Regions from separate parts of the Mus musculus genome. Here all the other regions are linked to region 3. A link is a loop called in an ENCODE intact Hi-C map of the cell type or tissue named here. Cell type or tissue: left cerebral cortex. All regions are shown on one strand. Region 1 overlaps Arhgap6 (Rho GTPase activating protein 6). Region 2 overlaps Arhgap6 (Rho GTPase activating protein 6). Region 3 holds the start of Msl3 (MSL complex subunit 3). Region 4 holds the start of Hccs (holocytochrome c synthetase).

Region 1 (5,000 bases), 630 kb after region 3:
GAGTGGAGCTTGCGAATGCATATTTCCAAATGATGGAGATGTAGTACTAATATTAGGGAGAGTATGGTCTCTCAGCTGCTAAATGAACTTTTGCAAAGTCAACTTGGAGGAAAGAGGAAAGGGACAAGGCCCCTCTCTCCTCTTGATCTGGGTGATCCAATGTGAGCAATGAGAATGGAAGAAACTAGGAGAGTGATGGGACTTCATGCTTCAATTATTCTTGATTGCCCTTGTTTTGTTTCCTTTTCACCAAACCACTAAACATGACATTGCCTGTTCTGCATTTTCCCAACAACTAATGTAAGTACAATTCCCCTCTGTACGCCAGCACCATTAGAAGTGTCTGAATCATCTTGAAAAAGTATGTGTAGTAGAGCAGTGTCATGGGAAGTAATGTTAGCGGGGGGAAGAAGGAAAACAATGATTAGAGTGGTAAGCTGAGTTTGGGGTGCAAAATATAGAGATGCCACATAAGCATCTATGCAACAGGTCACACAGGGCTCCATGCCCTTTGAGCCTTCTAGCCCTCATAGCAGAGAGACGTGCATTATTTATTACAGAGCTCTTCATAGCACTGGGTAAAAATAAAAATCTACTCCTTCTATAGAAACCTTAAATGTTCCCAATATGAAGTCTTGAGAGAAATTTTTCTTCCCTGAAGTCTCTCATTTATGCTCATAACTCCTGGCTGAATGTACATTTAGACCATTGCCCTGGATGTTTGTCTTCTACATTTCTGGTAAGAAGAAATGTGCAACACATAAGCTAAAATTACCATGGTGCCTGTGAACCACCTCCAACCCACCATTCCACCAATAAAAGGAGGCTAAATCCAAACTATGAATTGTTTCAGATGGGCTCATGAATTGGGCAATGACTTAGACTCTTCCATACAATAAGGCTATGGTTTCCCAACACTAGACATATAACCATGACTTAGTCTTATGGGGTAGAACTAAGACATTTCCATTAATGACTGGAAAGAAAATGTCACCTAAGAAGGGGAAACTACTAAAATCAGCCCAATAATCAGATCCGTGGCCCTTGTGCTTCTGAATCTAATACAGTCATTTCTTTCAGTGTTCATAATAAACCTCTCTCCAGAAGAGCCGCATCCCACAACAATAGGCAACTACCCATTTGTATGAATTTGTGTCTCCCTACCTAGAATTAAGAAGAAGATTTTTGCCTTTAATTAGATATGGTGGTGAGTTTCCTCACCCATTTCCAGCAGAAGCTGTTAGCTTTTTCTTGATTTTATTTCCTTCAAATTCACTGGCAGCAAATTCATGTCTGGAAAATCATCCCCATGGCTGTCCTTTGGCTCCTGCCTATAAGATTGTGTGATATCAGTTCAAAGACGAGGCAAGCAAAGATCTTAGTTATTCTATGTGGGTAGGAAATATCCTCATCAAAAGAGCTAGAGTCCAGGCTGCCTCTGACAGGCATGGCATATCACAAATGCCAGGACGTTTTCCCCTGGGTACTAATCCTTGCTGGAAACCTGAGATAAAGCTAGGGCCCCAATGAATCCACTTCCTTCATTTTGCATGCCAAAATCCATTTGGCTGGGAGAGGATTGCTCTGTGTATGTTTACCTTCTTTGAAACCACAAAGGATTTGTTTTGAAAACTGCAACAAATGGAAACCAAAGACCAGTAAAGAGAAGCAAATTGGGTAAGGGTGTGGGGAGGCAGAAGCACATTGTGAAACATTTAATCAACCTTTGATCATTTCCCTTTAAGATGTCAGGGTCACTGTTTTGAGGAAGGTAGAAAATAAAGATGTTTCCAGGTAAGACTTTGCCCAGTCCTGACATTCCTGGTATTCTCATTTTCCTGCTTCATTTACATTTTCTGTTATTTCTGTTGCTATGACAACTCATAAGTATGGATGCTAATGGTATGTGAGATAATGCTATAGTTTACACAGCAAAACAATGCCTTGCAACTTCATGTTCTATGTATTTACATACACTCGGGTCTTTAATAAACTAATTTATTTACCAGTTTAGCCACCTCTTCATACATAGATATTTCCACCCGTAGCACCATTGTCTTCATCACAGGAAGTATAAATTAATTTGCTAAGTGTACAGAGGGAAAAGAAAAGTTTACCCCAAAGCAACAATGAACTGTAAGTTGGGTTTATTATTTTAGGGGGAGACTTTTATTTTTATTCCTTTATTAATCATTTTATTTGTTTACATTTCAAATGTTATCTGCCTTTCTGGTCTTTCCTCCACATATCTCCCACCCCTCCCCCTCCCCTTTGCCCACACACCTACTTCTACCTCAACCCTCTAGCATCCCCCCTCTCTGGGGCATCAAGCCTCCACAGGACCAAGCACCTCCCCTCCCACTGATGCCAGATAAGGCAGTCCCCTGATACATATGTAGCAGGAGCCATGGACTGCCAATGTATACGTTTTAGTTGGTGGTTCAGTCCCTGGGAGCTCTGAGGGGTCTGGTTAGTTGATACTGTTGTTCTTCCTATGGGGCTCCCCTTCAGCTCCTTCAGTCCTTCCTCTAACTTTTCCACTGGGGTCTCTAGGTTCAGTGCAGTGGTTGGCTGTGAGCATCTGTATGTCTTAGGTGCTGGTAGAGCCTCTCAGAGGACAGCCACACCAGGCTCTTATCTGCAAGCACATCTTGGCAATAGCAATAGTATTGGGGTTTGGTGTTTTCAAATGGAATGGATCACACAGTAGGGCAGTCTCTGGATGGCCTTTCCTACAGCCTCTGCTCCATTTTAGTCCCCAAATTTCCTTTAACTCAGAATTGTCCCTGTCTAGTCTAGATTAGTTTTAATTCAGAAGACTGAGGAAGGAAAAAAAAAAGTCATCGTTTTCTTTTCCTTGCTTAATAGTGACCCCCGCCCCCAAGGCTTTCACCTTTAAATATAATCAGGCATCAGTCCATGAGGCACTCCAGCAATGCAAGGTGGTGACAGGGATCCATCTGTATTTACGTCCTGTTTTCGTTAAACCTCTTAGGTTTTACTCCTCTCTGCCAGTGGGCAGCATTGTGGAACACAGGCATGTGTGGGTTCATCTCCCTTCCAGTTGACCCATGCTTTATGACATTTGTGTGGATTTACTGCTCTCTGCTGGTTTAACACTGGCAACTACAGCAGAACTTGATTTTCTCCTCTGTCACATCCTTCACCAGCTGCCACGTCTTGTTACATTTGTTGTGTTTTCCTGCCATCTTGTGATCATTTTATGGAAAATGCTTTCGCATTACTGGTAAGGATGTGTTTGTTGGACCATTGCTCAAAAGGTCTTTTTATTTCAGCCTCCATGTCCATGTCTTCGAAATATTCCATTGGCAATTGTGTAATATCTGAATCTGATCATACTTACACACCTGTATTATCTTATGCCAGGAGCCCTGACATACTTCAGACGGAAGTTTCCTTTTCCATGGGAGGGAGGCATTCATCTACAGATTCCAACAAAGCCTCCAGTGGAGACATCTCCCCTTATGACAACAACTCCCCAGTATTGTCTGAGCGCTCCCTGCTGGCTATGCAAGAGGACAGGGCCCGGGGGGGCTCGGAGAAGCTTTATAAAGTGCCAGAGCAGTATACACTGGTGGGCCACTTGTCATCGCCAAAGTCAAAGTCAAGAGAAAGTTCTCCTGGACCAAGGCTTGGAAAAGGTAACTGAAGCCTGGCTGGGACAGCCCAATTGCTTAATCACCTGCCTGTGGATGCAACATGGGTGGGCCATATTGGACCTTCTTCATCAGGCCCTTGTTTATTGTTTCTGCAATTCGAAGAACATTTACTGAGTATCTGCTAAATACAAAAGATGGGAGGAAGGGATGGTAACCCCAAGGCATTGACTCAGAAGGTCCTTTCAACCTCTGATTCTCAAATACCTGTGAATTGAGTGTATGCCCCAAACAGCAACTCATTTTCCCAAATGACCTTTTAAGGTATCCAGAGGGTTTGCATTGCTTAGTTGCTAGTCTAAGATGTCACTCAATTTTTCATAAAGCAAAGGTGCTTAATCTACCATATAACAATGCAATGTACCAAAACCAGACAATGTCAGCATCCAGGGACAAAAAGCACTAGCCTGGGTATCACAATGATGTTATGCCAATTCCAGCTATCAGGATGTCAAAGGAATAACTAAGTTCCACAGAGGCCCATGGACTCCTGATGGGATAACTAAGAACGGTATGAATGTTCCATGTATTGGCTCATCAGTGAATCTACAAGTAGTCATTATTGCAACACTTACCATGGAATACATCCTGGCTAATCTGTGTCATGTACTCTTGTAGGCACTTCTGGTCTCTTCTTACTTTGAATGTCTTAGTCTGCCTTATGATCTTCTGATACCCTCTAAGGCAGTTATTCTCTACCTGTTGGGAGAAGGGAGGAGAAAGAAACTGCTGGTGGCAGTAGGGCAGTGTCCCCGAGGGAAGTTCAGAATCCAGAAGTATTGTCTTTCTCTGTGTTCCTGTAGCTGGAGTCCATGTGGGCATTACCAGCTGTCCCCTTGTGTGAGTGTCCTACTACTGTTATCACTCACAATGGAAGCAACACACAGGTTAGCGCTCTTGTGGTTTGGGAAGTCAGAAATCAGATGGGTGCCTTCTGTTCTAGAGGATCTAGGGGACAATACATTGCAGGGCCTTCCGAGCTCCTGCAGGCCTAGTGCCATGGCTGTTTCTTTCATGTCTGAAGCTACCAACAGAACAGCATCTTTTCTTTTGCCTCCCTCCTGCCCTTTGGATGATATCAGAACTATCTGGGTCCTTGAGGAGAGTCACTTAACCTCCAGAACCAGGGGCATACGCAAAGTTCATCCTTTGAAGTTCTGAATTCTTGGGGTCATGACACACATTTACTGTATATTAATTCTGTTTCTCAGAAACGTGTTATAGAAAGAGCACTTTTGGTCTATCTCCAATCCAACAAATTTCTTGAAGAACACATCCAAATAGTATTGTTTTGCCTCTAGTAAACCTTGAATACTATATTTT
Region 2 (5,000 bases), 260 kb after region 3:
TCAACAAGTATCACACAGTAGAACTTCAAATAGCAAAGATAAGCATGAAAACAAGTATATGGGATCCTTGCTTTCTCAGAAACATCTTTTGGGTTCATAAATATGGTGGGTATCTTTGGTAAATAGTTTCCCAGAACAGACTCAATTGTCTTTCCAACTTTCATTAAGGTTTTATTATCTTTCTTCAAACCTATTGTTCACAAAGGAAAGAAAGCATTTATCTTTAAAAGTTAGCAAGATCTGGGTGAGATCTTCCCCAAAGTGTGGTCTGAATCCAGGAATCAAGTACAAGGAGTTTATTTTGCTGGTACAAATAGAGGAGTAAAGGTGGAGCAGTGGAGGGAAAGGTGCAGTAACAGCTGTCACTGTGATGCGCATCTCCTTAGGCAATGGGCTCTAATCCCATTAGGAGGTCCTGGGAGCCAGTATAGATAGGACAGGCTGCAGAGTTATCCCATCCAGAAGTCAGAGCTGCTAAGATATTTATTCCCACACACTTCTGTGTACTTTTGCGTCATGGCCATATCTATGGGCAAGAACTCCTTAGGATTTCTGGCCTGTGCGTTTGTTCTCTAATGAACCAAAAGCCTCTTTGTTTTGTTTTGTTTTGTTTTATTTTATTTTGTTTTGTTTTGTTTTGTTTTGTTTTGTTTTGTTTTGTTTTTTCGAGACAGGGTTTCTCTGTGTCCCTGGCTGTCCTGGAACTCACTCTGTAGACCAGGCTGGTCTCAAACTCAGAAATTCACCTACCTCTGCCTCCCAAGTGCTGGGATTAAAGGAGTGCGTCACCCTGCCCAGCTCCAAAAGCCTCTAACCAGGGCTTCCGCTCTCCTCATGTGCACATGTGCTTGTGTGTGTGTGTGTGTGTGTGTGCACATGCGTGCAGTAGAATGGCATTGGAACTCACTAGCTCTATGAGTACTGAAAAGATTGGAGGGTTGTTGACTGTGTCCCTTTCACTTTATATGCCCGTGGTTGTCTCACTTCACTCACTACACTGTATCCCACCAAGATCCATTACCTTATGGGATGATAAAATGTACATAGGGAAAGGAAAAGCAGCTGAAGCAGGGCCTGAAAAGGATGTGGGCAAAATCCGTGCATGAATACACAATGAAGAAAGCTCGACATCTAGATGAAGAAGAAGATTTTCATGCTGACAAAAACTTGGAGCTATTTTGCATGATCCATAGCCACCTGGTGGAAATCGCAGCTCAAAAGAGAGCTCAGAAAGACAGCGAGGAAGTGCAGTTGTGACTGTCTAGCTTGAGGGCATCACATATTTAAACACATGACAGCTGATTTCTGAGCCAGTGAAAAGCTTTACTCATCGCAGAGACAGGGGTTGTCATCCTCATGCCTCCCGAGTCCATTACTTCCAAACCAGGCTATGTTTTCATCACTGCTTTCATCACTTCAATCCTTCAGTTCTTTGTCCACACCACACCAATCTTTTCAAGTCACCCAAACCGTTCCTATTTCTTTCGTAACTGCAGAATACATTGCTCACTCTCTGATCCACAGTTAGTGCATTTTTGTTAAGGATGTCTGATTTATATACTCAAAGTAGGGCAAGAATCACAGAATGACTCTAAGGTGACTGTTAAGTAGAAAAGTTGTGTGAGGCCTTGACAGAAGTGCTGATCTGTCAATATGTCTATCAAGATTTTTAGGATCTTATTTTGTCTGAGTAGAGCAGGACATGATTATATGGGTAGAACACATTTTCTATGGTTTAAATAATGAACAAGAGCTGGAGAGAGAGAGAGAGAGAGCTTAGAGGTTAAAGGTTAAAGCTCACATTTCTCCAACTTGAAATAATTATCAAACCAACATTATGTTTATTGAAATAAGAAGATTTAATTTGGAGGTTAGACAAGAATAGTTATGTTATTTTAGCTTTAAATATACAAATGGCCAATTCTTTGGAGGGCTTCTAACTTATATCTCTTGGGTATTTTCATACAGTGAGTCTGGGTGGTTCTAGTTTAATGAGCCAGCATTTTGTCGCCACCTGTTGGTTAAAAGCTGATATTTCGCCCAGTGTATTTTAAAACACGGGATTTCTTAAAAACTGTGAATGCAAAGCACTAAATGATGTTTTAAAAAATATATATTTCCTCACATCTTCTTTACTTAGTTTACCATTTCCCCTTTACTATGGACATCATATAATAATAAGACTGTTGGTATTAGTTGGGTAACTCAAACCTGGGAGGAGGAGACTAGGAATAACATACTCTCCCTTCCAAGTATTAACCAAGGCGGACCCTACTTATCTTTCTAGGTCAGGTATGCTCTGAGAGGTATGACCATAGGCAAAATGCTTCCGTTTCTACATAAGTTCTCAACAAGTGAGTCTCTTTGGTAGAAGCTCTTTTTAGTGACCCAGCTGCCCAGGCTTCTCCCAGCTTACTGACAGCCAAGAGTGAGGGCAAGGGCCATCTCACTTTTTTTTTTTCATGGCTAGATTAAAAACATTTCAGCATTTGTTTCCTATCCAGTCTCTATCCCAACTATTTCATCTATGCTGATATAGTGTGAAAAACAACTGTAGACAATATGTAAATGAATAAGTGTGGTTGTGTGTCAGTAAAACTTGAATTTCAAATGCTAAGATCTGAGTTTCATATGATTTCCATGAAATTTCCTTCACTTCAGAATGTTCTTCAACTATTTAATTGTAAAAATCGTGTGTGTGTGTGTGTGTGTGTGTGTGTGTGTGTGTGTTCAGGTTAGAGTTTACTCCTACTCTTGAGGTCTGGCACCCTTTCCTTACTGCAATGGTCTGAATAACAAATCAGGAGAAATTTCTCAGATAGCTTGGAAAAGACACTCCACTGGCCAGAACTCTGTAGCATGCCTATAGTCGGGAGGGAGAAGGAAAGGTTGGTAATCATAGACCCCAGTAAGTTATACACTGTGACTCCCAAAGCACAGCTTCTGTTGAGAATGGTGCCATCGGTCATGAGTCCTAGCTATCGGGAGGCTGAGGCAGGAGGATGACCATGGTCAAGTTCAGCCTGAGCTGCATAATGAGCTCCAGGTCATGCGAAACCACCAAACAAGCAAGCAAACAATATGCTCCACAATATAACTGAATTTACGTATTCATGATTAGTTGATGCCATTTTGTGAATACTGTACTCTTCATAATCTTTTTTTTATAGGTATTGCGTTTTTAAACTCAAAGTTTTCAAGTTCAGTAATATGTTTAGGTTGTAAATAACAAAGGCACATGACTAAGAAATGACAATTACAGGGAGCATATTAGTGAACAAAAAAGAAATGGATTTTTGATGAAATCATGTAAACTGTATGAGAGATTGTATCTTTGGATGGATTAGTTTAGGGATCTTATTGCCTCAGTGCTGTTCTTGGTTGGAACTAACTTTCTCAAGGGAGAGCATGGGTACAATCCTGGAGGGGTGCGTAGTATTAGATTCTGCTTTTGCTGCTTAAGGGAGCGCACAAGGAGGATTAAGTGTTAGAATACTGTACCCAGCAGGTCAAGGTAGGGGATTTCTGTAAGCGTCAGGTCATCCTGACCCACAGAGGGGACTCTGTCCAATATATACACATATGTACATATGTGTGTATGTATATATATATATATATACACACATATGTGTGTCAATTAGAGCAAGATCAAGTTTGTCCGCCTCTCATTTTAGATGCACCTGGCTTTTGTTCTTTTATTTATTCACTTTATATTCTGATTGTTGTAGTCCATCCCAGTTGCCTCTCTCACAGTCCCTCCCTCCATCCCCCTTCCCCTTCTCCTCTGAGAGGGTGGAGCCCCACCCTGGGTATCCCTGACCCTGACACATCAAGTCTCTATAGGGCTAGGCACATTCTCTTCCACTGAGGCCAGACAAGGCAGCCCTGTTGGGGAATGGATTATGAAGTCAGGTAACAGTTTTAGGGACAGTCCCCACTCCAGTTGTGCAGGACCTACATGAAGACCAAGCTGCACATCTGCTACATATGTGCAGGGGACCTAGGTCCAGACTGTGTAGATGCACCTGACTTTAACGATTGCAATGCCAGGATAAAGCTCAATGCTTAATATAGTATGAACCAAAAATTAAAGTATTTTGTTTATAGTGTATATGTGCGTGCATGCACACCAATGTGTATGTGGGTGCATATGAACACTAGTTCATATGTAGAGGTCAGAAGACAAGTAGCAGGTGAGATCCACAGGGTGGAGTCATGGAGGCTGAACTCAGGTTGTTACGTTCTACAGCAAGTACCTTTTATCTGTTGAGTCATCTCTCTGGCCGCTGTAATGAATTTTAAAGAAGCAAATTTCAAATATTGATATTTAGCATGTGATGCAGTCCAGGATTAAGAAAGAAATATTAGAGTTAAAAATACACGAACCTTGAAATGAAGTGAAACTGAGGAAAGTTCATCCAGAGATTTTGACAACTACAAAAAGCCCCCCCCCCCTTTTTTTTTTTTTTGCTTCTTATTCCACTCACCTTGCCAGCAGAGGGCAGCAAGGGCTCATACAAGAAATGGCATGTTTGCACTTCGCCTTAAAAATAAATAACCTACCTGACTACCTACCTACGTACTTGTTGACCAAAATGAAAGCTTCCTGTATACAAAAGAGGGCAAAACAAGGCGTTAAAGAAATCCTGAATTTAGAATGTCCTTGCAAATTCACTCTGCAGGCAAATTGATAGATCTGTGATATTGATGCAATACTACTAGACCTTCCTCTTTTAAACATGACAAAGGACTAAATGTAGAAAAATGTTTGGGAAAGTTGTGGATTCATTCATTCATTCATTGGACATCAATTCACTAATATGTTCTAGTACTTGATTCAGAGACTCTGGGATGAATGTTACATACTCATTTTTCCAATAACCTATTACAGATTGCCTAAATGTAGCATAGCTGGGCTGTAATTGACATTCAAACAGCATGGTAGGTAGTAAGGCTTGACTTGAATTTCCAGAGGACAGTGCTGCCCTGTTGTCCCCTCC
Region 3 (5,000 bases):
CGAAAACAAAACAAAACAAAGCAAAAAACAAAACAAAACAAAAAAAACAAACAAACAAAACAAAAACAAAAACAAAAAAACAAACCATAATGGTGATTCCCCACTACCAAGTGGAAAACAGTTATTCTGAAAATGTCTGTGATTCTTTAGAGTACTTTAGAAATGCTTCGTTTATTTTAAATATGTAAGATTGCTGAAATCTGTCATATTACTTTTATATCATTAAAAAAAAAAATCCAAACCAGGAAAAAAAAAAGCCACACTAAATATAGCACTTCCATTAAAGTTTTTGTATACTTACAGGCGAGCTATTGCTTTTTTGGCCAATTTGCGCTGTAATCTCCGGTTTTCATCTGTATCGTGTAGCACATGTTCTTCAGCTGCCCATCTATCCCAACTGGTTGAAAAAGAAGAGGATGTAAACGTCAGTATTTTGAAACAAATGAAACGGATGCTAAAAAGCATCATGAAGAAGTGCCCCAGACTTGCTGACATTTTAGAAAGCTATAAAAAAAAACTTCAAAACCACCAAGAGGTTACCAATAAAGCACAAAGGGAACTCAGCTACAGCAACCAAGATTTCTAGAGATTACTCATAGATCATCCAAACATAACAGACTTTAAAGTAATCATGCCTCAGACCAGGCAAGCTTTCCAAACAAAGCAGAAGCAGGAAATTAAACTTTTCTACAAGTGTTTCTAAAACTTAAAGTTACAAAATTATCTTGCTACAAAGGCGATTAAGTCTAACTGTAACAAGTTCACTGACCTTCTGTTCCAACCATTAAAATGTATCAGATATTCTGGAATCTTTCTGCCCTTTTCGTCTTTCCCGATAATAACATCGATGATCTGAAACCAGGAAATACTACTCACGCGTGGCACAGCAAACCGAAAATTACTATAAGTTTGGTAAAAAGAACTAGATCACAGTCCCTTCTTAAAGAAATAAGAAAGTACTCATCCCTCCCCCCTTTAGATCGAGAGCTGGGTCGTAACATTCTTCAACATTTTTTTTCCTCTTCTGCCCGAGTGGTTGCCTCAAAATAGGAAACATCCGTCCAACCAACCCAGGATTGGTCTCTTGAGTTTGAGACCGGGTGAAACTTCTGAAGTCATTGGTCGGTAGATTTGTCATTAGCGAAGGGCCCAGACTAGAGAGAACAGCCCTGAGACCTCTGGGAGTTGTAGTCACCTGGGCCTTGCCTTGTCCAGTGTCTTGCCTAGCTAGCCAGAGACTTCCACAACCCTTCCCCTCCCCTTAATAGCCATGCATTCCCTAAGGTGATAGCTGGTACAAATGAAACGTATATCCTTCCATCTCCTAGCGATAGAGCAAGCTGGAGGGATAGCAATAGGAGGTAAACAGAGTTAAGGGTTTCAGGAAGAACCAAAGATACATAATCCAGCACAGACCTTGGGGTGTTCCACTGGACAGCACTGCTGAAACATGGCTAAAAACACACCTGGTGCTGCTCCGAGTTGTCTCTGCCACCAAGGACTTCACCTTGGTGGCTGGAAACACCGATGCTCGCCCCGACCCCCAGCGCGCTGAATTTTTACCTTCTTTGGGCTCTGGAGCACTTAGGTGCCCAGTCCTCCACTTAAAAACTGACAACCGCAAGATATAGCTCAGCCTGGGCTGACCAAGCTGGATACAGGCGAGATGCGATTCTTTCCTAGCTCTGTTCGCCTCCCACCAATCCTTTAGAAAGCAACAGAGCAACCTTGAGCCCCTCCCTTCCCCCCCAGCAGGACTACAATCCTAAATTTGACCAGGGTTCGGGACTGACAGCTGGGAATAATTGAGGACCAGGTTGAAGATGTGGGTGGGGAAACTGGTCAAGGTGTCCTCTACTGAGCCCATGTGGCGAGAAGCCGCGTGGGACAAGGACAGATTCGTTACAAAAGCAGAGGCCTCAGGCGACAGTCCTCCTACACCGGTCGCCGGGATTGGCGCCCAGCGCTCAAACCGCCACCCTGGCCTAGCAACCGCGCGTAAGCGACGCGACACGGCCGGAAGCGGAAGCATCACGGGTCCTTTCTAGTTAGGGAAGTCGCGCGCCCAGCACGTCTCGCCAGCGTCCCCTGTAGTCCCGGGCCGCTCCACGCAGGCCAAGGCGCGCCCTGGTGGCTGTCCAGGACTCCAGGCCACTTGTCCTCCGCTGGCCCCTTTGCCTCCCATCCCTCGAACCCAGTCCCGCATCTCCTCCCTGTTCCCCCCGCGGCGGCACCTTGGCATCGTACAGCACTCGCGCCTTGGTAGGGTCAGGCTCGAAGCACAGCACTTTCTCCCCAGAGTGGAATTGAAATTTCATGCCCTCGCTCGCGCTCATTTGCTCATCGTGGCGGAGGGCGAGGCTCCGGGGCGGGCAGAGTGCGCGCGGTGGGGGAGGACGGCCGGGGAGGCGGCGCTCCGCCACCGGGGGGGCCCGGGAGTGGTGGAGGCTACGACCGCCCCGCCCTCGGCCCCTCCTCCGGCCACCCCGCGCCACTGCGAGGACCTTGGCAGTGGCGATGGAAGCGCGCGGCCCCGCCAGGGCTTGTCCCCGCCCGTCCCCTCTGGGGCTCAGAGAGGGGTGCGGACGGGGAGCAAGATCCCTCGACCGAGGTCTTCCAGCAGACCGTTCCCTCTGGTCCCCATGGGTTAGGATTCCCGCGGTTTCCAGGCTGCGCCCACGTGTGTGCCGAGCTGTCACCCCGGGCGTGCGCTCTCTGGCCGGAGTGTGGGGATCTCTTAGGGAGAGGATTGCTCTAGGGTAGTCACCAGGCGCCGAGGAGGCTGGATGGCGTCTGCCCCCAGGAGCTGCCTGGCCGCGCGCGCGCGCGTCAGCCCCCTCGGCGGAGCTGCGCGCAGATGAGTGTGGCCACGCGAGAAGGACGCGGTGTTGGAGCTGGCCGGAGAAGGGCAGTGGCCTTGAGCGAGGGGAGGAGACATTCCGGGCAGTTAATAGAACACTGGGTCATCCTTCCGAGAGGACCAGCAGGTAGGGCCTGGAGGCCCCAGTGAGCAGCGGACAGCAAAGCTTATGGGTCCTGAAAGGGTCGTTAACACCTTACGTGTCAGCTTGCAGCACTCCTGAATTGCTCCCCCATGGTCTATCTTTAGTGGCTCAAAACCTCCTGAAGAGTGGAAGCACCATTGAGACTGCTGTTAACAGAGTGCCTGCAAAGATCGGGCGTTCATAAATACTCCCTGAATGACCGACCAGAAGACAGGAGACTTGAAGGGCAGAGCTTCAGTGACAGAGAGGGCAGTGCTGGCCTGTTTCTTCTTGAGTGCAAAGCCACTAGGCAGTGTGATTACTAGATCAAGACCTGGCTGGAAAGTTGAGCAGATGGGCTGGGAGGTTTTTAGTGAACTGTCAGATTTCCCACAGCCACTCACTCTGTTCTTGCTTCCAGAAATTTGCGTCTCCCCACCCCCACCTCCCTTCACCTGGTACAAGGTCCAAATCTCTCACACCTCCACTTGGGCACTTCCAAGAGAAAGGTCCCGCAGGAGCCTAGAGGAACCAACCATGTATCTGTCCAGTATTCCCTCCCAGAACTCGACTTACCCTTTTATTACCATTTTCTTGCTCTGCTGGAGAATGGGTTGTTCATTTGCAAGATGGCCCCACTAAGAGGGTAAACTGCTTGAACCTGGGGGTTGGGGGTGTCTAATCCAGTGTGTCATTGTATACTCACAGCACACAATAAATATTTAATGGATGAATGATCACAGATTTATGAAATCAAATCCATAAAACTCAATGGCCAACTGGATATAACTGAGGGAAGGGAAGGAGGCATCTTGGGAGTCCTCCAGGTTTTCTAGAATTAAGAGCTGAGTGAGGAATAGCTCCACTGGCCAGATAGGGCAAAGAGGAGGGCAGGTGTGAGGAAAATGGCCAGATAATGACTTGGATCTAAGACAATGAAGTCCATAAGCCAGAACTGGAACCCTGATTCTCCAGGAATGTGGATAGTAGATGGTAGTGTTCCCTGTAAATGGCAGAGGCAGCTCTGAAGCACATATCACAGCTTATCACATGTAGCCATAGCTGGAGTAGTGTGGTGTTTCCGGTTCATGAACGGAAGAGTCCACTCCATGCTCTAACCTTTGAGGAGAGGTGGGTTCCTTTTTTTCCTATTCAAGTCCATCCTTGTGTCATGGGTGGCTCTCCTTCTCTGCCTTCCTCTATAAAATCTAAGAGTGATACCTATATACAGCTATTATATACATAGAAGTCTGATATCTCTCTCTCTCTCTCTCTCTCTCTCTCTCTCTCTCTCTCTCTCTGTGTGTGTGTGTGTGTGTGTGTGTGTGTGTGTGTGTGTGTGTGTGAGTGTGTGTATGTGTGTGGTACTGGACAAGTAATTAGTCTCTGTGAGATGGTGTGTGTGTGTGTGTGTGTGTGTGTGTGTGTGTGTGGTATTGGACGAGTAATTAGTCTCTGTGAGATGCTTTTGTTATAATTAAGCAAAGAAGTGGCTCCTTTATAAGGAGTAATTAAAGCGTTCAGTGCATTCTGTGTGCATGGCTTTGTTTATTACCTTGCAAATAATGCTGGAGAAATGCTTCATGATCATTTCCTACTCATTTACCTGGTTCCTTATCCATTCATGCAATAAATATTGATTGAGCTTCCTGAGTAATCAAAGTTAGACACACTAAGCAGACTATATACGTAACTCCTGTCTTTCAGGATGGCGTATTTCAGGATGGAAGAGTACCAAGTAAGCAAGTTGGAGCCTACTGCACACCATGATAAAACTGGTGTGGTGGAATAAAGGTGGCACACATCCTCATTTTTTTCCTAGAAGGGCACGGTCACAGAAATTCTGGAAACTGAAATGTGTCTGTTGCCTAAGCCAGTCTGGAACTCTTGAACTCAAGAGATCAGATCATCTTGCCTCCGTTTGCACAGTAACTGTGGCTGCAGACTCGGCTCTGAGTGCTCCATGTCTCTTTTTCGGTTTTGTTCTTGGGTTTGCTCTTCCTGTGGCACAGAATG
Region 4 (5,000 bases), 650 kb after region 3:
TGACAAGTCTTTAAAATAGATAAAATATAAATCATGCAGAGAACTACTTGAGGAAAGAAGCTCAGAGCAAAGACACACGTGCTTTGTCTGATTTGTCTCAACTTCTAGGAGAAATACTAGGAGACCATGGGATCTGTCCTTGTCCAAGGTCACAGAATTTTCACCAACTTTGCCACTTACTAGCTACATGACTTGAAGTACATAAATTACTCTGAGCTTTAGTTTCTTTCCTTGGCTATAAAACAGTCACACTGGTTTATAGACATGATAATGTAAACTCTCCTGGGCAAAGAATTTTTGTCTACTATATCTACTTCTCTCTCAGTGAAGAAACAAAACCCAGCAATGCTTGTCACAGGATAAGTGCTGACCTCTTGGAGAAAGTTGGCTCGAGGAGAGAAAGAGGAATGGTGACACTGGAAGCATGAGGACCCAACAACATGCACATTCAGTAAGCATACAACACTGTCCCGGTCTCAACTGTCTACAGCAGACATGCACTCATTAAAGAACTGTTTTGTTTCCAGCCTAGCACTGACATAATGCTCTATAAATTCACTTGGTGAAGGCTGATTTTGACCTAGATGAAGACCTTAACAGATATGGGAGTAGTGTATTTCAAACAGCTACACCGAGGTTTATTCAGCTCTGGCACCCTTACTATTTATGGACCAAAGACTCCATGTCTGAGGCTGTATGATGTCTATTTAGCACTATCTAATACCACCCCAGTCTATGTCAGCAGAACCATTTCCTCTCAGTTGTGAGAACCAAAATATGTATTCAATGATGGCTCTTTACATGCATAGCTGAAAGCCACTGATGTAGGCACTGGTAAACTTTGGAAAGACAAGGCTGATTTAAGGAAAAATTGCATAGATGACAGACTGTGAGATATAAAAAAAATTGTTTATGATAATATCTAGTGAGCAGCCAAATTGGACCAGCCCCAGAGTGCCTTAGTCCCGCTTTGCAAGCCTCACTACCAAGCTACAACTCTAGAACTGTGGCTCTCAGCCTGTGGGTTGACCCCTCTGGCAACGCACTATCTCCAACAATATTTCCATGACGAGTCAGAACAGAAGCAAACTTACAGTAATGACGTTGAAAGGAAAATAATGTTGTGGTTGAGTCACCACAACGTGCAGAACTGGGTCAAAGGGTCCAGCATTAGGAAGGTTTGAGAACCACCGCTCTAGAATCACTAGCTTTCTTTTAATTTTCGAGACAGGCAAGTTACCTTTCCTTTGCCCTTTATGCATCGGGCATCCTGAAGGTGGTGAAGCTGGCTGACCATCTGAAGCATTCGAGGCGTTTACTGCAGTAGCAGGAGAAGATGCTGAGGCACCCATGGCTGGAATCACAGGGGTCACTCCCAATCTAAAATACCCAGCTGCCAAAGCAAGAAATCAGATTAAAACGTGGAGGCTAAACAGTTGATATCCCCTTGTTATTCTGATCCTGGCTGGCCCTGGCTTTTTTTCACCATCCCTTGGGAGAGTAAGAGGTAGGGCACTGGTTCGGGGGTGGGGGTGGGGGGTGGTGAGGGGACACTTTGAAAACAGTGCCTCCATTGGGAAAATACCTTGAAGCCTATGCCACCATTTGGGGACCCGTGCCAGAGTCTGGAAACTTGTAAGATGCAACCACGTCGTGAAGACGGGTGTAGTCTTGATGGTGGGGTCCAAGGGAAAATACACTGAACTAGCCTCGAACCCGTGTTCCCAGTAGGGCAGGCGCCTCAGGGAAAATAGGAAGGTTAAAAAAAAAAAAGTCACCAAAACGGGAGGCAAGGAGCGGCGAAGGGCAGGAAGCCACCAGTGTTGCCTTCCCGTCTATGCGCGTCCCACCGGCACCGCGGTCTGCACAGTGCACCGGCTCCAGCCGGACCCGGACGCCGTCCTGTCCCCAAGTCACCTCGCCGACTGTCCCGCGCCGCGCGGCCCCGAGCGCGTCAACCTGCCCAGCCGAACTCACTCGGCAGCCGCCGGCTCCAGCCGAACCCGGGCGCCGCCCTGCCCCCAAGTCTCCGCTCCGACTTGTCCCGCGCGGCGCGGCCGCGAGCGCGTCGAACCGCCCAGCCGAAGTCGCTCGGCTGCACCCGCGGTTTTTCCTCACGCGGGGTCACCGCTAACGTCCGGTCACAGCCGGCGTTCTCGGGCGCCGTTACTTCCTGTTCCGAAGGCGGGACTTCCGGGAGCACGAGGCAAGCTCGCGCTGAGGAGAGGAACGGTCGTCAGGTCGGGCGGATCGCTCCCACCCCCTTCCGCTCCGAGGCCTCGAGCCGCCCGAGCCTTCTCTCCGTCTCCGCCCCTACGTGCGGGGCGGTGTGTTTAAGGGCGGGTCGGTCCACCCCTTCTCGCTCCGCGGCCTATAGGCGCCCGAGCCTTCTCTCCGTCTCCGCCCCTACGGGCCAGGCGGTGTTTTTTAACTCCGCCGGCCGGCCGGTAAGCCGCTCAGGGTGAGAAGTTAGGGAACCGCGGGGTGTCGCTTCCGAGGGGTAAGGCACGTCGCTGTGTTTTTCTAAGTCATCTCCTTAGGTTCTTGAAAGGTCAACTTGTATTTTTTCTTTTTTGGTTTTTCGAGACAGGGTTTCTCTGTGTAGCCCTGGCTGTCCTGGAACTCACTGTGTAGACCAGGCTGGCCTCGAACTCAGAAATCCGCCTGCCTCTGCCTCTGCCTCCTGAAGGCTGGGATTAAAGGCGTGCGCCACCACCGCCCGCTCAACTTGTATTTTTTAATGAACAAGCGATATTTGTGCTTATTTGTGGAATAAAGTGCTATAATTAAGTAGACGCACTTAAACTTCCACCGCCTAGTCCTTTCAAGGACTCTGGCAACCGTTGTGAGTGTACTCCATGGAATTCACAGCCTTCATCTAAGTAGTATATTTCATATTACACAAAGTACGTTTTTATATTACTTGTGTAGGGTAAACCAGCAGATAGGAGATGGTTATTGTATTGGTTAGGTTTTTGTTAACTTGAATGGAGTCACTGTCTTCATCAGACGGCCCAGTGGGCAAGCCTATGGGGACATTTTCTCCATATCTGTATCCGGTACCACCGATGGGCTAGCTTATATTAAGAAAGCAAAGTGAGCCATGGGACCAAGCAAGCCAGTATGTGGTGTACCTCCATGGCCTCCATGGCTTTTGATTCCTTGGTGGCTTCAGGTTCCTGCTTTGAGTTCTGTGGGACCCCATGAAAATGGCCCCCTTTCATATTAATGTGACCATTGTTTAGGTCTTCTTTATGAAGACATTTCTAGGAGCGTTGGTCCACAGCAGACTTCCTGGTACTCTGGATCTTAAAGTGTTATGCCCCCTCTTCAGTGATAGTCTGGTTTTTTGCTAGTCTTTGGTTCTTGTGGGGAGCATTGTCGGTCCAAGTGGTACAACTTCTTCTAAGGCAGTGGTTCTAACCTCTCAAAGCTCCAACCCTTTAATACAGATCTTCATGTTCTGATGATCCTCGCAAGTATAAAATTATTGTTACCACTACATAACTATAATTTTGTTACTGTTATGAATAATAATGTAAATATCTGATTTACAGATCGTGAGCCATAGGTTGGGAATACATAAATCTAGTCTGTTAATTCTGTTTTGATGTTTCTGCGTCTATGATTTCACAGGTAACAACGTAATTGCATAATATATATTATCTATTTGTGTTAAAACATTTTAAAATTTGTGTTATACATTTTTTTTAAATTTTCCTATGTGTTCTACAATTCTTCTCTCGTTCAACATGTTCATGTTGTCTCCACTTTTAAAATATTTAATTCTTTTCCCCGGCCCTTTGGCCCTTTCTAAATTCTATATCCTTCCTCAAAATTCTTTATTGTGTCACAATTATCCATTCTATCCCACAATTATTGCTTCTCTTACACTCTGCCTTCTCTCATAGAGATCCTCATAACCATTTCCGGTTATCTCCCACAGTTCTCACTTTTTAATATAATTGATTAGAAGAATCATACCTTTCTTGTTCCTGAGATTCTAAGGTTTTCCAAGATCGGAGGCAGTAGGAGGTCTCTCTCTCTCAGGATCACGGCCAGAGAACAGAGAATTGGTATGCCTTGGGTATAAAGACAATATCACTAGTTCCACAGCGGGTCAGAGAACATATAACATACCAGGTATTTTAGATACTGCTGGGAATACAAAAGTGCTGAACGAAGGCTTTGTTCTTTGGGAATCTGTATTCAAATAATTTAAAGATCAACTAACAGTACACTTCATCTAAAGAGATACTCTAAATCATGTTTGATTTTAAACATTATTTGATAGAGATTGATGGGGGGGAGACTGATAGTGAAAACTTGATTGAAGAAGAAATTTCTGTTTGGAGCTATTTCAAATACATTCAGGTTTCACTACAGATTTGTACAGAAAAGGTCTTGTAACAAAGAAATATTTGGTTTTATGTGTCTGTTAGCCATGACCATGGTGCTTTGAAAAGTTCCCCCAGCTTTGTTAGATGATGGGGGTTTCCTAAGCAATTAGCATTCCAGAATCGAAATAACTTTCTACAACTTGTTTTCTTAGATTCCTGACCATCGTGAAAGACCCTTGATAAGAAATATTTATTGCCCTGTGTGGTAAGAGCAAGCATTTGATCCCAGCCTACAGGAGGCAGAGGTATGTGAGTTTCTGTGAGCTCAAGGCCAGCCTGGTCTAGTTTTTATAGTGAGTACCAAGCAAGCTAGGCTACATAGTGAGAACATCATCTCAGAAAAAAAAAAGGTGTTTATGAATCACCTAGCACGCTTTAACTGACTAATCACTGGTTATTCCTAGCAGTGCCAACTGTGGACCACAAAGACACTTCAGCCCCATTCTTCCCCTTTGTTCTGCGTGTAACAGTTCGGTGGGGAGAAGAAGCCGGAGAAGGAGCTAGGTAACTACATTGGGATAATTGATTTCTACCTCTTTCTACGTGAAAGCAACAGTTATCATGAAGTGGAAATGATCAATAACCAGTGTGTAGCTTATT

Evidence for each region. A loop is a pair of places that touch in the nucleus more often than their neighbours do. Peaks named below come from ENCODE experiments on the same cell type or tissue, not always from the same donor. Only the 100,000 strongest peaks of a DNase experiment are listed, where the experiment ranks them.
Region 1: a loop joins it to region 3, with 4 times the contacts of the local background. A loop is called at or near these places in 7 of 42 quality-filtered maps.
Region 2: a loop joins it to region 3, with 5 times the contacts of the local background. A loop is called at or near these places in 12 of 42 quality-filtered maps.
Region 4: it touches region 3 in a loop (9-fold over the local background); 16 of 42 quality-filtered maps call a loop at or near these places.

What each region holds. Positions count from the first base shown.
Region 1 is chrX:169,296,676-169,301,675 of GRCm38, forward strand. It overlaps Arhgap6 (Rho GTPase activating protein 6), which reads left to right. Exons shown (of 13, transcript NM_009707.4): 11 at 3,388-3,662. Among named protein-coding and RNA genes, the nearest start is that of Hccs, 21 kb to the right of the region's middle. In left cerebral cortex, a CTCF peak has its summit at 3,121 (motif pointing left); a DNase peak (open chromatin) is centred at 3,118.
Region 2 is chrX:168,933,642-168,938,641 of GRCm38, forward strand. The region is part of intron 1 of Arhgap6 (Rho GTPase activating protein 6); the gene reads left to right. Among named protein-coding and RNA genes, the nearest start is that of Arhgap6, 140 kb to the left of the region's middle. In left cerebral cortex, CTCF peaks have their summits at 2,022 (motif pointing left) and 4,506 (motif pointing right); DNase peaks (open chromatin) are centred at 2,022 and 4,498.
Region 3 is chrX:168,671,494-168,676,493 of GRCm38, forward strand. Msl3 (MSL complex subunit 3) reads right to left here and starts at 2,379. Exons shown (of 13, transcript NM_001370791.1): 1 at 2,235-2,379; 2 at 770-852; 3 at 302-397. The coding sequence starts at 2,336. In left cerebral cortex, a CTCF peak has its summit at 2,109; DNase peaks (open chromatin) are centred at 1,129, 2,030, 2,393, 2,848 and 1 more place; H3K4me3 peaks cover 2,682 bases; H3K27ac peaks cover 1,986 bases.
Region 4 is chrX:169,318,198-169,323,197 of GRCm38, forward strand. It overlaps Hccs (holocytochrome c synthetase), which reads right to left and starts at 2,175. Exons shown (of 7, transcript NM_001331049.1): 1 at 1,779-2,175; 2 at 1,241-1,393. The coding sequence starts at 1,352. Gm15246 (predicted gene 15246) reads left to right here and starts at 2,198. Exons shown (of 6, transcript NM_001361166.1): 1 at 2,198-2,500; 2 at 4,553-4,645; 3 at 4,805-4,904. In left cerebral cortex, no CTCF peak of the experiment used is centred here; a DNase peak (open chromatin) is centred at 2,237; H3K4me3 peaks cover 1,877 bases; H3K27ac peaks cover 552 bases.